Regions from separate parts of the Mus musculus genome. Here region 2 is linked to region 1. The links are chromatin loops, found by intact Hi-C in ENCODE. Cell type or tissue: gastrocnemius. All regions are shown on one strand. Links, peaks and the distances in the headings refer to the core of each region. The heading gives the core; the rest is flanking DNA. Region 1 overlaps Pard3b (par-3 family cell polarity regulator beta). Region 2 has its middle 81 kb from the start of 9530026F06Rik.

Region 1 (8,342 bases), core at 310-8,309:
AGTATCTCGTCCTACTCAATCAGTTTCTAAGGAGCATCCCACTCTTCTCTACCCTGACTCCTCCTGAGTATCTCCTTGATAGGACACTGAGGTCCTTTGACACAGGCAGCCTTCCTTCTAAGCGTCTCTCAAGTTCCTGAATGACTTAATCTACTCACATCATCATGGCAGGTCCCTTCCAGTCTACAAGGAAACGTCCATAAATACTTCTTAGTGCTGCTAAAAACAAAAGTGATTTATTTGGCTCAACATAGTCCTAAGTGTTAATGCTAATTTAATTTGGGATTCTCCTAGTTCAGGGCAGTTGGAGCAGTGATAGTTGACCTTATAAGAGAGAAAGTTTGTAATGAGGAATGCTAGAATATCAAGAAAAACAGAACCATCCTACCAACTTCCAGTCCTCTGCAAGCTCTGACGAGGTTAAATCCAGCTAGGTATTAGTGGAATACAGTCTAATTAATTCATAATTGATGGGTTACCAATTAACCCCTGCAGGTATTTGTATTTTAAAAGAGGGTGTTTTGTAAACCCTGCAGTATTCTATTTGATATAATTTAAAACAGCATAGGGCAATTGTAATTTGTAACTTACATAACATGCATGTTTCTGTAGAGACTGACTAACCCTTAATCTCAGCATAGATATATACTTATGGAGGTGGCATCAAGAGAAACTAATGTGACAGAGAAAATTTGTAGAGCAGTAAGCAGCAAGACAACGTATGGCTAAGGGCACACTGTACGGTGAAGGAGGCTAGGTTCCTTGACTCTTTTTCTCTGACTTGCTTTTTGGCTCTAAATAAAGCATTATTGTGATCTCAAGTGTGACTGGATCTTTTCCTTGTCCTATCTGCATTCTTGCAAACATTTTTTATTTAGTTTTTGCTGTACTACAGGAAGCAGCTGCATGAGCAGTAGCATCAAGCCTGATGATTCCTTTTGTCCTTTGAGGGAACTCTTGCTTCCCTGACCTGAGCACTGCAAAGCTGAACCACAGCGGTTAGACACCTGCATGCGTCTCATTCACGTGTACACGTATAGACATGCTATAGATGCCAACCAGGTAAACTGTAGAAGGCACTGGGGAGTCCATATTTGACTTGGCCATCATCAGGATTATGGTAGCTGTAGTTACTATCTCCCAAAACCATTTATCTTTGCCATAGTAAGGTCACAGAAGTATTAATGCAGAGGGCTCCTCTGGGCTTGGTACATGCCTGCACACTGCTTCCTACTGCAATATTTAAGGGGCAATATAGGTTCCTAGAAAGGAAAGGTAGCGAAATAGAAACTCTCAACTTTAGTTTCAACTTTATCAGTGACTAAAACCAAAGATGTTTATTAAAACAAAAGTATAAATAGGGTGTGGTACAAATACCTTTGGTCCCAGCACTTAGGAAGCAGAGGCAAGTGATTCTCTGTGAGTTCAAGACCAGCCTAGTCTATATAGTAATTCACAGGCAAACCTGGTCTACATATTGAGATCCAATCAAAGAAACAAAAACATCATCATCATCATCGACGACAACAACACCACCACCCATACTAAGTCAAGGTGCTAAAAAATAATCTTTAAAAAACCATCCCCTTCTTACATTAAAATTTTCAAAATGCCAAGGGTCAAATATTAATGCTTATATTAAAGTATTAATTATGTATATGAAGTTAGAGTGCTCAAAAAGCCACTTGGGATTGAAGTGATCTAAAAGTATTGACTGCTAAAAAATAGTTTGACCTGGATATTTAAAGATCGATAAAAAATAAGGAAGTGGTACAAGTATATCCTTATTATGTGTATAGTGCTTTAATATTTTCATTGAATTTTCACACACAACTTCTATCTTTCCCTGTGACACTAAGATTATTTACCACTCCCATTTTACCAGTGAGAAAACTGAAATTCTGAATGATCAAATTATTTAACATTGGAAAGTGTTCATTTATTTTTTCTACATTATCTGAATTCTAAGTAAGGGCTAGGCACAGTTACAGGCACTGGAAACAAGCAATGGATAAAACTATCAACCAATATTATGTATGTATGTGTATGTATATGTGTGCATATATATATATATATGTATATGTATACATATATATGCATATATAGATACATATACATCATATACATCATATACATATACATATACATATACATATACATATACATATACATATGTAAGTATGTGTCCTAAATTATCAGAGACCAGGCACAAGGACCAATAGGCATGCTAAACAAGTAAAACACTGGAAGTATAGAACAGGTAGGAGGTGCATGTAAGAAAGAAACCATAGCTTTACTACTGTTGCCATTTAGCATGCTTCAGACAGCTGGGGGGAAGTGGGTATTCCAGGGACTCATAACAGAACCTATGAGACTTGTACTTTATTCAAGTACAAATGCCTATTATCATCCACAGTGACAGGTCCCAGGATGTCCTTCAGACACCAACCTCTATGGATAGATGCCCACATCCCTAACAGGACAAGAAGTTGCATATGAGTCATATGTACTTTATATATGTATTTTAAAGCATGGGCACATTACTAAGCATAGCTAACAGAGCATAACTATTCCATATGCAGCTATTGTATTGATCATGTGTTAAAGCCAAGGGGAGGTAAAACCAATGTGTCCCAACAGCAGGGACAACCATCCTAGGCTTCCAGATAACAATGGTGGAACAAATGTTAAAGAGAGATTGAGGACCTGTGAGGTGGGGTGTGCTTACATACACATTCAGTGTAGCCCTGACACAGGGCAAACACAAGTGAAGTCGTTGATGCTCTCTGGAATTCTTTTCTTGGTACTTCTGATTCACAGCTGTTTGAATCCAGAGATTCTAAATCTGTAAATACAGATTGAAAACCACATTCCTAGATGGGATATGCTTTAAGCAATACATTTAAAATAATGCAAATCCAATCTTTTTTACTTTGATAGTATATTTGATAGCTAAATTTACTATGTAATGTAACACACTAGAACCTAACAGTTATTCTCCTGAGCATGTGGCTTCACACTGTGGCTAGGTTATTTATCACACATGATATAATATCACATAAAATTACTGCATTGTTTTAGCTTCAATTACCCATGAGAAAGCCATGACACAAAGAAAGGGGCTACGTTGCTGAAAGCCATTCAGGTAAGAAAACCAATAACAAAGATCATTCCCAACAGTTGCCATAACCTTAGTCTGGACTTTTATTTATTAAAATTGTTATCTCTGTAAATGCAAAGATGGGGATAAAAAACACGAAAAAAGAATTAAAAATAAACTGTGCTCAGATGATTAAGACTTTGAAAAAACTTATTAGTTCAAGACTAGAAGAAGGATATTCTATTGACAGGAGAGAAAAGAGAACATAGGGCTTGCCCCTGGCAGAAGTCGGCCCTCAACAGCAGCTTCGATCAGAATGCCAAAGAGGAAATGCTAAAATGGACTCCGGAAAGAAACCAGCCACAGTCATGAAGTCCAGGAGTCCAAGAGACTTCCCTGGTTCAGATACTTCCTGTTTAGGAAGATGTTAAAGTTAGTCCATAAGACTAGTATACTTTGGATCTAAAATTCTATAATTTTATTACTCTCTAGCAGAAAGTCATCTTGAGGCCCGTGCCATGGGCCTTGTAAGCAGAAGCACTTCTCTCCTCCCCTACAAGCTTCCATATTTCTTTCTGAAGCACTGTTTAAACCTCTAGGCACATCATAACTTCAAGATCCCTTCAAAATGTAAGTGTTCCAGAATTAAATTTACTATATTATTATTTAAGAAAATATAATAGATTTAGAACAATTATTTTATGTTAAGGTAGAAGTATCACTAATAAATTAAGTGTTCAAAAATAACCCAGGATTGTAAAAAAATATATATAATAATTCAGTATCTTTTAAAAAGGATTAATGTAGCAACAACACTTCCCAAGCAAAACACAACATACACCATGGATTGTCTAGTTACACACTAAAGTCACACATATCTTAGTACAATCAGCCATCAACCTTTCAGTCAGTAAAAAGGAAGTTGAGAAAGCCAAAAATAGAAACAAGTTTTATGAATGCAAAGAGTGTCCTTGGCCATTTTTGAAAAACTTAAGAGAGCAGAGATATGTATGTGTAAACTCTCCCTTTACTATCCACCTCTGATCTGGGATCTATACTAAAAAGACAAAAGACATTTTCTAACTGGGGGAGTGTCAAATTTCAAACTGTTTTCTGAGCTGGCTTCTAAGTGACTGTGCCATCCACCAGAGGGCAACAGAGTGCTCTGAGAAAGCAAGTGGCAGTGTGTCTGACTAGGTCACTAGTTCATTCACTGTGCACAAGAGTCTCCCTTTGAATATGTGAAGATCCCTGAATGCTGAGTATGTTAACAGACAGTGTGTTCCTGTTCTAAATTTAGTCCTGCTGGCATTTCATTTCTCACATAATAATAATATCTTAATCCAAATATTGTGTCATATTAATCAAGTATCTCCTTATAAAACTATTTTGAGCAATTAAATAACTTTAAAACAAATTTTATAAGATTTGTTTGAAACTATTAAAGTATGCATTAAGTTAGTTTCTTTGGTGTTTCAGTACTTAATCTCAAACACTTAGTACTTAAATCAAGACATGCACATGAAAATATCATAATAATAGTATTATATCATTAAAAGACAGCAAGGGACACTAAACACATAACTCTTCTACACTAACACTACACTAACTAACATTTTGCTGTTAAATAAATTGTTGAACCTGAGGATAAGGCAGACAAAAGTCTAACAAGTACTTATACCAAACACAAAGACAAAGCTGAGCTGATAGTGTAGTACTTGAACATGAGACAGCACATGGTATTCAAGGGTCAAGGCCCAGTTGTGCAAGTCAAGAGCTCCTGGCCTGCCTTCAAGTTTAGCACTTCCCATCTGTAAAACCTAGCTGTAAATAAAGAAATTTTCTGTGATGGTATACTATACTTCACACACCACACCACACACACACACACACACACACACACACACACACGTGTGTGTGTGTGTGTGTGTGTATGTATATATATTACATATATATACACATATGTGTATATATGTATTACAGTTAGGGTTAGGGTTGGAGGTTAGGGCTAGGGCATATATACATATGTATGTATGGTTATGGAAGGAATTCAATTTTCATAAAAATTATATACTTTCATATTTACATAGTTTTATGTTGTAGTTGTCTTTTTTAACCATGCCAACAATTCACAATGTGAGTTACTGTTTTAAGAGTCTATTATTGAGTAACAAGACCATGGGATTCAGAAGTCATCTCTTTATCAAACTAAGTAAATGAATTAGATCTTTCTCCAATTTTACATCAAATCATTCCACCTCTAGTTTCTAGCCTTTATTGAACTGCACTGATTTTCCGAAAGCAAAGCAACCACAGCTGACACCGCTTTGGGACTGTAATTGCTGTTGGGATCTTGGCTTCTCCATTACTTGGTCCAGCCTATCTACAGCCCTCATTGCCAGTTCCCCTGTAGGTAGTCCATCCCAGGAATGCAAGTGTTATGACTTGAGCATGAGTCTTCACACCCAGCCAATCTTCTCTGTGCCTGCTCTCTGTCCATATTCCATCTGTGAATGAGTATTCACCAAGTAATTTACACATAAAAGCCCAACTGTGCCTCCAGCCTTCTTGAGCAGGTTTGATATCCAACAGGAGGTCCACAAACCATCAGTTGAAATTACTACTTACTGTGAATTGACTAAAAGTAAGAGAAACAAGTTTGGTGGGCTCTGCTTCCAGGAAATATAAGAAAGCTCTCTTTTTCACTGATTATTTTTTTCCTTTTTTAACAAAAAGAAGAAAATTGAGTGATTCTTCTTCAGGCAACACGAAAAGTGCAAATCCTTATCGATTGTGTAGCACAATGGCAGGCATCATGGAGAGCCATGAATGTGCACTAAGAGGAAAGCTGTAGCTGTAGCTAACATATATGGATCCTCTGCTAGGCTCTTAGCTGACTGTGTCCTTGTCTCCGTATTTAATAGTGGTGTTAAGTCCCATTTCAAAAAGACACACATAATAACGCTGTTTCTGTGTCTAAGATACAAGCTACATTTTGAAAAGGCCTTGAGGAAACAGTTGAAAGAATGCATCAGAGGAAAGTGCTGCATCAGACAGATCTCCTCAGATATTGTTAACAGAATTTCCCTTCCTGAAATGGGATTTGAAATAAGGCCAGGATGAGCCGGTATCTTCTGCCCTTTCTTTAATGTAGCATTTTCTTGCTTTTTGTATGAACACACTGGCAGTGGAATTTGAGATGCAGGCGGCCTTCATTATTAAAAATCAAGCCAAATATCTCAACTATCTCAAAAAAGGAAGGTGTTCCCAGGGAAGAAGCAGAAAGTGAACTGGGAAAAGGCAAATGAATGGCCATCATTTGGTGTTATAAGGGGGAAATCATGAAACACTCTGTAGCTATGCACGGTAGCTCAGGCTGCAAACTCAGCACTCTGGAGGCTCAGGTGAGGGAAGTTCTTGATTTCATGGTCAATCTAAGTAGCTAAAATGAAACCACAACAAAAGAACGGTCATTAAATGCCTTACCAGATATCTTAACATAAGAAATACAGAGGAGGAAAGGATCTTCAGCCCCTGCCTTCTAGGAGTTGGCAATCTACTTAGAAACACAATTTGCTTACTGTGTGGCTGACTACCATATGAAGTAAGTCAAGCCAAGTGTCAAAAGAAATATAAAATAGAAGACTATGTTTGCAAATATTAACGTAACACACACACACACACACACACACACACACACACACAGAGAGAGAGAAAGAGAGAGAGAGAGAGAGAGAGAGAGAGAGAGAGAGAGAGAGAGACATGCTACAAATAAAAATAAACAGTGCTAATGTTATAGAGAAGAAATCTTGGAAGCAGTTCTGTTTCTAAGGACAACACAGCTCATATTAAACAGTGTGTTTCAATGACAATAATCTAGGATATTGCCATGGGATACTTTCCTTTTATACCTCATCAAAGTAATAAGAAGCAAAATTCCATTAAAATGCTACATTTGTGATGAATTATTCCCAAATAATTAAAAGAACAGTTTTAAAATTTCCTAAATATTCAACATACTCAGTGCAATGCTTTTCTTTTGTTTCAGGGTGAGGATTAACATGAAAGAAAGACATACACAGGATACAGTGTGCCATCTACTTTGAGAAAAATCTACTCTGTGGCTCTTTGGGAGTCATCCATACCCTACTATATTATCCAGTATAAAACACAAAACACGTTCCAACCTCAGGCATTAAGATGAATATTTAGCAACTGTCTGGAATAAACTCCAACAGCAGCAGTGGCTCCAACAGCCTCTGTAGCTGACACTAATTTATTGAGATGTATTGGGAGCTCTTGAGAATGAAGAGTCTGCTAATTAGGCCACCACAAAAAAAGTTCCCAAACTTCGACAAACTTCAGGCAAACATCTGATGAAGAACTTTGATTTATGAGCTGTCCAGGTGAAACCAAAACAGATGGTATCTTTTAATAATAACTGACATATGAGTTTGTTAAGAAATTGAATGGCTTGAAAATATGCTGCTTGGTATAGGAAAATGAAGAAAGTATTCAGAGTCATCTACCTTATCTTTGTCTTCAACAACATCTGCTAAGACATCATCCGGATCCAGGATTCCTCCATCTGTGTATTCTAAGTGATGAATCTTCACCCAGTATCCAGGATCCTGTGGTGGAACAAGCAAATCTGATGACTCAATCTATTTCTACCAAAGTAAGACACATTTTAACAGAGATGATTAATCTCAATAAAGATACGGTATATTGATTGTTATAGCTATGGTTCCTATTGCTGTGAGAAAATACCATATCCAAAACTAAAGTGAGGAGTCAAAGGTTTAGTTTGTCTTACAACTCTCAAGCCACAATTAGTCACTGATGGAAGTCAAAGCAGACACTCAACAGGACTGAAGTCTGGAAGCCGGACCTGAAGTCGGACACTGTGAAGCAGTGCTGCTTACTGGCTTGCTCCCCAGAGCTTGCTCGGCCATAGCTTGCTTCTTATGGCACTCAGAACTACCTGCCCCAGAGGAAGGTGCCCTTAGTGAGCTCGGCCCTCCTACAGTAATAAATAATCAAGAAAAAGTACTACTGGCCTTCCTACAGGCCAATCTTATAGAGATATTTTTCTCTATCAAAGTCCCTCTTCTCACATATATCTAGAGTTGTGTCAAGTTGGAACACCAATAAAACTTTTAACACAAAACAAAGGTCTTATGTATAAATAACTGCCACTTTTATCCTGTTTAACTTGAGGTCTACCCATCTAATAAATTTT
Region 2 (8,342 bases), core at 91-8,090, 470 kb after region 1:
GCTGGACTGGATGTGCGAACAGGCCAGTAACCGAGTGTGTGGCGGGGACTATGCTGTACCGGATAAGCAGTCTTAAAGCAAGCTCTCCAACAGGCTTCCGGGCAGAGTAGCGTCTTGCGGCAGCCTCATCCTCATTAGAGGACAACAGCTGTTTCTTGCTATAATTAGCTCACAGTTCAATAGTTAGCTCCAGTCTCTTACACCTGTATCGCACACAACAGGGAGATTGCAGAAGCACATGTTGTTGTTTTTTTCTTCAATCACCTCCACTTACACACGTTGTTAAGCATCTAATAGAAAACAGCGTCCCTTCCCTAGTTCCTTCCCTCCTTGGATCACTTTTAAAAGCGAGTTGGGAAAATCTGGGTTTTCTTTATGGGCCCCAGTTCCCATTTCCAATCTCACCCCCCATGCTCCATAGACCTCCTGAATTAAAGAGGGTCTCCAGCGTTGTCAACTAACCCACCAAGCATCAGGCCATAAAATCTTATGTTCAGCCACCTGCGGGATGATGGAGGGAAGAAGAAACTGAATGGAGCAAGGGGTGGGGGTCAGGGCCGATCCAGCTGGCCGCTGAAGATGGCTTCCACAGAATTCTTTGCGGGGTGGAAGGGTGCAGAATCTCGGGTCATTTCCTGCCAGGTCTGAGCCGCATGTGGGGAGGACCTCCATAATCACGCTGTCTCACAGTTCCATTAGTGTCAGAACTCATTAGGAGACCAATCCACTCGGCAGCAGTGGGCATACAAAAGAAAGAGCCGGCCAAAAAGTCTACAGACTGACTGTTCTGTAGTTGTTAGAACAGTGGTGGGGGCGGGCAGGGGAGAAGGATTGTAAAATTCCCGGCTGGGTAATTAGAGTCAGCAGGGAGGCAATGGCAGGCCTCTTTTTTTCTCTCCTGGTGGTTTTAAAAGATTGGCTAGGGTGAGGGGTGGGGAGGGAGGGGGGGGACTGGTGGATTAGGGGGTGCTTTTTTTCTAGGGTGAGGCCATGGGTGCCTGTCATCATTCGTAAGGGAAAATGGTCATCCATTTGCACCTCATTTCTGAGTGAAGCTGAGGAGACAGACTCATTGTGACTGAGATCTGGTTAGAGCACCGAGAAGCCAGTGAGGTGGTTAGTTGCCCTGAGTGTGCTTAGCTAAAAGCAAATGAGCAGGCAACCTGACAGTCTGTTAGGTGGATAGAGGCAGATTCATGTTGCCTGTGCATTGGGCAAGGGATCGGAGCAAGGCTGTGGAGGTGTGAAAGGATATAGCAGCATTGTTTTCTGGAACAACTACCTTGGGCTTTCCAGAGTGTCTTTCACAAAGTCAATAAGGTCAATAAGGGTTACACAACAAATTGGCTCAGCTCGTATGTCAAACTGTAATGGTAGGCTGGGAAGATGACTCAGTCAGTAAAGCGCTTGCAAGATGGTGCTATTGTCTAGCCCAAGTATCTCTGGCTTTCCAGGATGACATGCTGACTTTCTTCAAGTTCAACGGCAGTGATTTAGGCAAAATAGACACAAAACAGCTGTCTCTGGCTGCCGCGCTTCTCTTTCATGCCGGTGCTGTCAAATACAAAAGCTTACCCAACCAAAAGAGAATGTAGACGTTTAGTAACTGAAGAGTAATCTATACGCAATGAAATCCGCTCATCTGAAGTGTGTAATCGATGGATTTTGACAAATACGTGCCTTTGAGGACCCACATTCAATCCTTAAAACCCACTTTAAAAAAATATTTTTTTTAAATAAAGCCCGCCACGGCTAGTAACCGTTACAAGCTTGCACTTGTAACCCCAGTGCAGGAGAGGCATCGAAAGAAGGATTTCTGGGGCTCACTAGCCAGCCTGCTTAGCCTACTTGGAAAATTGCAGGCCATCGAAAGCCCTCATCCCCTCCCTCTGTCCAAAAGGGTAGATAACACGTGAGGAGCAACATTTGACATTGTTCTCTGATTTCCACCATGTGTACCCCACACGTATGCATACGTAAACACATGAACAAGGGCACTTGCACACATAAACATGAAGACATGTTGCTGCCCTGCTTGACTGAACCTGACTTTAACAGGTCTGCCATGTTCTTTGGGCTTCATACATGAACAAGACAGAAACCCAGCAGCAGCACTTTTGGAATCTGAGGGGATGTGCACCTTGGAGAAGCCAGGTGGCTGCTTTGTTATCCCGTGCTGGCTGGCTCAATGTAGGTCATCATTCAAACTTTATTATTATTAAGAAAGAAAGAAAGAAAGAAAGAAAGAAAGAAACCATTTTAAGCATCAGTTTTGAAGCCAGAGCTTCGTTTTCATGAACACCTGAAACCAAACAGACTGTGCATGTGGTCTGTGCTGTTCCGTTTCCCCTGTTTCCTTTGTTTAAAGTCTTGACCTTAACTTTGCTATTATGCATTTTGGGATTTCTGGAGCCCAACTTTACCCAGAGGGAAAACAAGGAAACAAATAAGCTTAAAAATATGTTTTCTGACCTAACCCTACATCCCAAGGTCACTACTGAAACACATCATATTGAAAATCTGCAAGGTCTTAGGGCCAACCCCATGGGAAAATCAGAAAAACTAGAAGCTGTGAAGGACACAGATCTGCTGAATATATTAAGCTTGTGTGTGTGTGTGTGTGTGTGTGTGTGTGTGTGTTTCTAGTCCTCTAAGGTAAATTTATACCATCCATACAGATGCACTCTTTTCTATTTATTATTCCCAATTGGGCAATGGAGGTTAATGTCGTGCAAAGGAGAAAAAAAATCAAGAGTTTGACAGCACTCCCTCAATTTTATTTTAAAGCAACACAAAGAAAATGAAAGCTTGTTCTTTGGGGCCAGCATTTCTCCCTCCCCAATTCCACCCAGACTGGATCATCTTAAATCTGATTTGGGATTTGAGCGTTATTTGGATTAGCTCATTAGTGGAGCACCATTCTGACAAGCCACTAATCTGAGGCACTGGTGCACGGCACCATGACAGTATTATGCCGAAAATGAGAAATCTAATGAGATTAGACAGGTCCTTGTGCAAATGGTCTGACGGTACTTTGTATGGCAGTCCATGAGCTTGGGAATGCAGGAACGTGGGCAGATTGAGGCATCAGACTCCCTTGATCTATGACAGGGCCGCTCTAGAGCCCACAGGTGAAATCTATTGAAAGTCAGCAGTGATGCACCATTTCTGAGCAAGGTCCGGGAACTTCAAGCAATGATCCAGATTAAAAAGTGATAAATACACACAGGGATGACAGTGGGGATGGAGGTATTAGCTACTGGAGAGTTTTTGGGGTGAGATTCTGATATGTTCTGGTGTCTGTGGAGCAGAAATAGGCACAAACAGAAGCAGCCACAGGGCAAGAATAACTGGAGGCTGGAACCAGCCACTGATGCATTCCAAAGTTGCTTACCCAGTACCAGCAAGAAAACCCCATCACTGTCTTCCCTGCTGTTAGAGTGATTTTCTCTCCTTCCTTCACTTGCAATTTTAGTCATTTTTAAGCTAAACAGAACATGCTGGCTCCCTTTTGCTTAGAAGGGGCCTGTTGCTGAGATCAGAAAATGCTAGACTACAATAATGCATGATTTATAACGTCCAGATGTGGCTAAGGGGCAGCAGACAGCACACAGTGGACGGGGACTTGGTGCCTCCCCCATCTCTTTCCCTCCTTGTTCTCTCAAAGAGGAAAACAGAAGTTTCCATGGCATTTTCTTGCCTGTAAGTGGAAAATCAAGCTATTAACAGAGGCCTGGAGTTGTCCCCCTGGGAGATAGCTTTTTTCATATTGTGCTACTCTGCCACCTAATGGTGACTTTTAGTATTCTGTGAAAGGCCTGCCTGTTAGTAGATGCTCCTTAGTTAAAAAAATCTTCCTTGCGCCAAATGGAAAAGTCAGTGTCAGGCATTCTGTCAAAGGTCGTCAAAATGAACAGGCATGAAGCATAAGAAAATACACCTTTCTTTCATGTTAGTAACATGCCAAGCCAGTAACAGGCGTCTTTCATATTTTTTCCCACCAGACAATGAATGGTTGTTCAGTGACTGGTTGTTTAGATATGGAAGTCTAGATATATTTAGTTTAGATATAAAAAATTTACTGTTAAACTGTGTATGAATGAATTCAAGACAGAACTGGGTTCTATTCAGTTTTTTCACTTTACCAAGAGTGTCCAGGGACTTGGAGTTGATGGTCTTTCTGAAACTAGAGCATGAGGCATTTAGTTTTCTCTCTGTCTGAGGAGTCTTCGCCAAGAGTAGAAGAGGGCCTGGACTGGTATTAAATAAACACCAAGGATTCTAGTCCCAAGATGAGGTAAAGGGAAGAACACAAACAGCTTCCTGCTGTCACAGAATCTTAAGAATTTCTAAAGCAGATGGAAGGATGGTGGAGAGCAGGTGGGGGAAGGGAAACCTGTACCTGAGCAGGGCGTTGTCCCAAACATTTTAACCTTCACAGGCAGAACAAAGGGATGTTCAAAATAGTCTCCTGAGTACAAAGATCTAAAAAAGCTGGGTTCTCAGAATCTCTGGGAGATGACTGAGAATAGGGTGTATCAATAGAACAACCGAGGAGAGAGAGAGAGAGAGAGAGAGAGAGAGAGAGAGAGAGAGAGAGAGATGGCGGTGGGGTGGAGAGCGAGAACAGTTCACCCAATAATCAGGTCTGTGAGTAGCAATGAATAAGAGGTTTTCAAGCCTTTCTACAGTATCCATTACGATTTTTATTATTTTATTTTGCCTTTTCTTCTCAAGATTCCCGAAAAGCCTTTGCCATGCAGCTGTAACCAAGCAGTCATCTATTATTTCACTTAAACACACACCAAAAGAGGTGATGTTGATTAATCAAAGTAGAAGCAGCAGACACGCTTTGGAAACAAAAACCTCAGTGCTTCAAAGGCAATGCCCATTGGCCATCAGGAGCTCTGTTGCCAGGGAGATGGTTACCAAGCATAGGTGCCCCCAGAGCAGCTGCATTTATGGAGGTGTGGCCCTGGACAGCTTATTGGTACTCTCTGGATGGATGTCACGAGTGAAGGCTTTTCAAATATTTAATTTTTCCCGTGTGTGTTGGCAAGAAGGGACTGGGCTATGTGACTGCTTTTCAAAGACAAGATTAAAGAAAGAGGAGGAGAGGCATTGGAAGAACCAGAGAATGTGATCAAATAGACTGAAAACAGAATGCGAAGAGAGAGGGAGAGACTCGGTCAGTGGCAGAAACCCAGAGATAGTACAGCCCCGTAGACCCGAACTACAGTCTGAGTTGGTCACAGGGCAGACACCTGGGTACAGGGAAGCCAGTGTGGTGTGACTCTTCTGAACAGTATTTTCTAGAGGGATGCCTCTCTGTGAGTGCCTCCGTAATTATCCACTCCATGCTAACCCACATAAGATCTCATGTCAATGATAGCTGACTTCAAAATAAGACACGGAACTGCAAGTGCTAATGTCTTTTTGGCAGAAATAGGGTCAGAATGTGTGTGTGTGTGTGTGTGTGTGTGTGAGAGAGAGAGAGAGAGAGAGAGAGAGAGAGAGAGAGAGAGGGCTTATTTCAAACTCCTTTCTACTTCCAAATTTATTCTTCTAGGGTCTCTCATAGAAGTCACTAGAAATCCTTTCTCCATGTGGCTAATATTTCCCAGCACTAGCTTCGTCTGAGAAAATATTTTTGGATGAAGTGTGTGCACAGGTGTATCTGCAGACTCAGGTCTGCCTTTAGTGATGCTGAGCGTGTCCAGAAGAAAAGGAAGTAGGTGCAAATAACAACAACAACAACTAACAAATGATGATGATGATGATGATAATAGAAAAACATTTCTTTTAGTCTGAGAAGGGTAGGTGTCAAACACGAGAATCACCAAAACTAGAACACTGGACTGTCTGGATGGATTTCAGATGACCTAAAATGGAAAGCCTACTGGTCTGGCATTTGGAAAATGTAAGGATGAAATATGACTGAGTTGGAATTAAGCAGTGTCTGGATGTGAGTGTGGTCAGAGGGGTCACTCCAGGGGCCATCTGATGGAAGCCGGGATTTGGACTGACAAGTGAACAGAGTGTTTCTGAGAATGACTCCCTGTTGTGTGTGTGTGTGTATGTGTGTGTGTGTGTGTGTGTGTGTGTGTGTGTGTGTGTGTGTGTGAGTGCGCACGAGTGCCTGCTCACTTGGGAGCTTGAGGTTGGGCATAGGATGAAGCAGACTGGAAGGTGATAGGTCCTGAGAGAAGAAAGCATTGGCTGATGAATCTAGATTTCCTCAGCACTTTGTCTGGGGCCAATCAGGGTTAATATGTACTACATAATTTATATGAAATTTCTCATCCTTAATGAAGGAAGAAAAAACAGAATTATAACATAGTTGCATTTTTGCTATTAATTCATGAGAAAAAAAAATCTCATGGAGGCATGTTGAAGCAAATGCAGTGGGCGGCAATATCATCTAGAACATCTAGGGTTCTTTACTCTCAGTCAAAAGACAGAGGTGGGTGGGGGTGGGAGTGAGGCCCTCCAGGACAGGGTATGATAGGTTTTGCATGTGTTGTCAGGCTGCAGCTGTGGCTGGCTGACATGAGAGCGCCAGGCCACATGGCCCCATTAGGAAAAGGTGAGGCTGTGAATTACTTTTACAGCCTGGAAATGACACATCTCATTCATCCAGAGAGTTATTTAGGTTTGCATTGAGTGTGAGGACCCATGAGTCACCCAAACATGTCTATTTCTTCATCTTTGAGGATCGGTGAAGGGTGTTTCTCTCTCTTTCTCTCTGTCTCTGTCTCTGTCTCTCTCTCTCTGTGTGTGTGTGTGTGTTTATGCAGAAGGCTATGCGTTGTGAAACAGGGCTGAAGAGAGGGTAGACTGATCACCGTTTCAAGGCCTCAGTGAGCACATCTGATTATTGGTAGAGCTAATTCCTTCTCAGTGGGCTCTCTTCCACACAGGAGGACTGAGAAAGTAGGCGTGCTTTGTCTCTGGTATAAACACTTGCCAGCCATTGCAAACCCTAGGTAAGGCCTGCAGACATAAGTATAAATACATGCCAAAGTGTGTGTGTGTGTGTGGGGGGGACGACTGCCTTCCTGAAATTTGTCCATTTATTTGTTGGAGGGACACGAGAAGGGAGGGTAGAGATTATTGGTAAACAATAAATCACTTTTGTACTTCAATCCAAATCACACCAAAATGGGACAAGGTATTTACCAACCACCCTGCCTCACTGGTAATTACCCAGTGGCATGTCTGGCTTCATAAAACCTCAATCCGAGGGGAAAAGGTAACAGCCTCTGCTGCTCTGTTTAGGTATCTTAGAAAGAAAAAAAGCAAACTACTCTGTCTTCAGTCCCATTTGAATAAAAACATTCACTTGCCCCCAACAAGGAGAACACATTTCCCCAGCTGATTGATGCTTTTCCATTTATTTTATAATGTATTTTTTTCCCTCAGCAAGGGATTGTTCTCCAGAATGCTAGAAAGGAAATATTTCCCAAATTGTGTGCTGTGATTGGCTGGCGGGGGCCTAATCAGATAGTACAGATAGTCAGGTGGGAAGATGGAAATGGGGTGGGGACAGCGGTGATTTGTCACTTTCTCAGCTGCAAATAAAGATGGGATTTGCAATGCCAGCCTGCCTGCCACATCTCTCAGATGGAGCAAATCTCTCTCTCTCTCTCTCTCTCTCTCTCTCTCTCTCTCTCTCTCTCTCTCTGTGTGTGTGTGTGTGTGTGTTTGTGTGTATGTGTGTATGTGTGTGTCTGTCTCTGTGTGTGTGTCTCTCTGTCTCTCTCTGCCTTTCTCTGCCTCTCTGTCTCTCTCTGACAGACACACACACACACACACACACACACACACACACACCTCTTCAGATCTATCACTGACAGAACAGTTATTAAACAAAATCTCAGCCCAGGGAATTAATAATCTCAAAGATTCATTTCTTTATCAAATCCTGTTGCCTGAAGGAACAGTACTTTGTGCTTGCAGAGGACCAAAATACATTAATCACCTGAGGGGAAAGGAGGGGTTTCTGCTTTTTAATACTTGTCAAGTGAAGGGGAGAATGAAGAAGAGATAGAGAGAAGAGAAGGAGAGAGATTGGGCTTGATTTTAGAAAGTGTTGCAAACACACAGATGTCAGGCCTGCTTTCTATAGAGTTTCTGGTGGCAGAGGTTAGGAGGAGGGATGGGAGCAGGAGCTGTGATGGCCAGGGACAGATTGAAAATGAGGGACTGAAGTGTTTTCAGTATATCTCCACAGCGGAGAGTCCAGAGACTCTGCCTTTGCAATCAGCCAGAGAAAGATCAAGGGGGATGAAGGAGGACAGAAGCCACAGCTGTGGGCTCTGGGCTGCTTCACCACATCACAG

Evidence for each region. Hi-C counts contacts between places; a loop is a spot of excess contacts. Peaks named below come from ENCODE experiments on the same cell type or tissue, not always from the same donor. Only the 100,000 strongest peaks of a DNase experiment are listed, where the experiment ranks them.
Region 2: a loop joins it to region 1, with 10 times the contacts of the local background. A loop is called at or near these places in 13 of 42 quality-filtered maps.

The regions. Positions count from the first base shown.
Region 1 is chr1:61,767,337-61,775,678 of GRCm38, reverse strand. It overlaps Pard3b (par-3 family cell polarity regulator beta), which reads right to left. Exons shown (of 23, transcript NM_001081050.2): 2 at 7,630-7,731. Pard3bos1 (a long non-coding RNA gene) reads left to right here. Exons shown (of 4, transcript XR_373443.3): 4 at 3,593-3,725. Among named protein-coding and RNA genes, the nearest start is that of Pard3bos1, 94 kb to the left of the region's middle. In gastrocnemius, for the core only: a CTCF peak has its summit at 4,241 (motif pointing right); a DNase peak (open chromatin) is centred at 4,255.
Region 2 is chr1:61,293,617-61,301,958 of GRCm38, reverse strand. No RefSeq gene overlaps it. Among named protein-coding and RNA genes, the nearest start is that of 9530026F06Rik, 81 kb to the left of the region's middle. In gastrocnemius, for the core only: a CTCF peak has its summit at 3,790 (motif pointing left); DNase peaks (open chromatin) are centred at 704, 3,775 and 4,937; H3K27ac peaks cover 798 bases.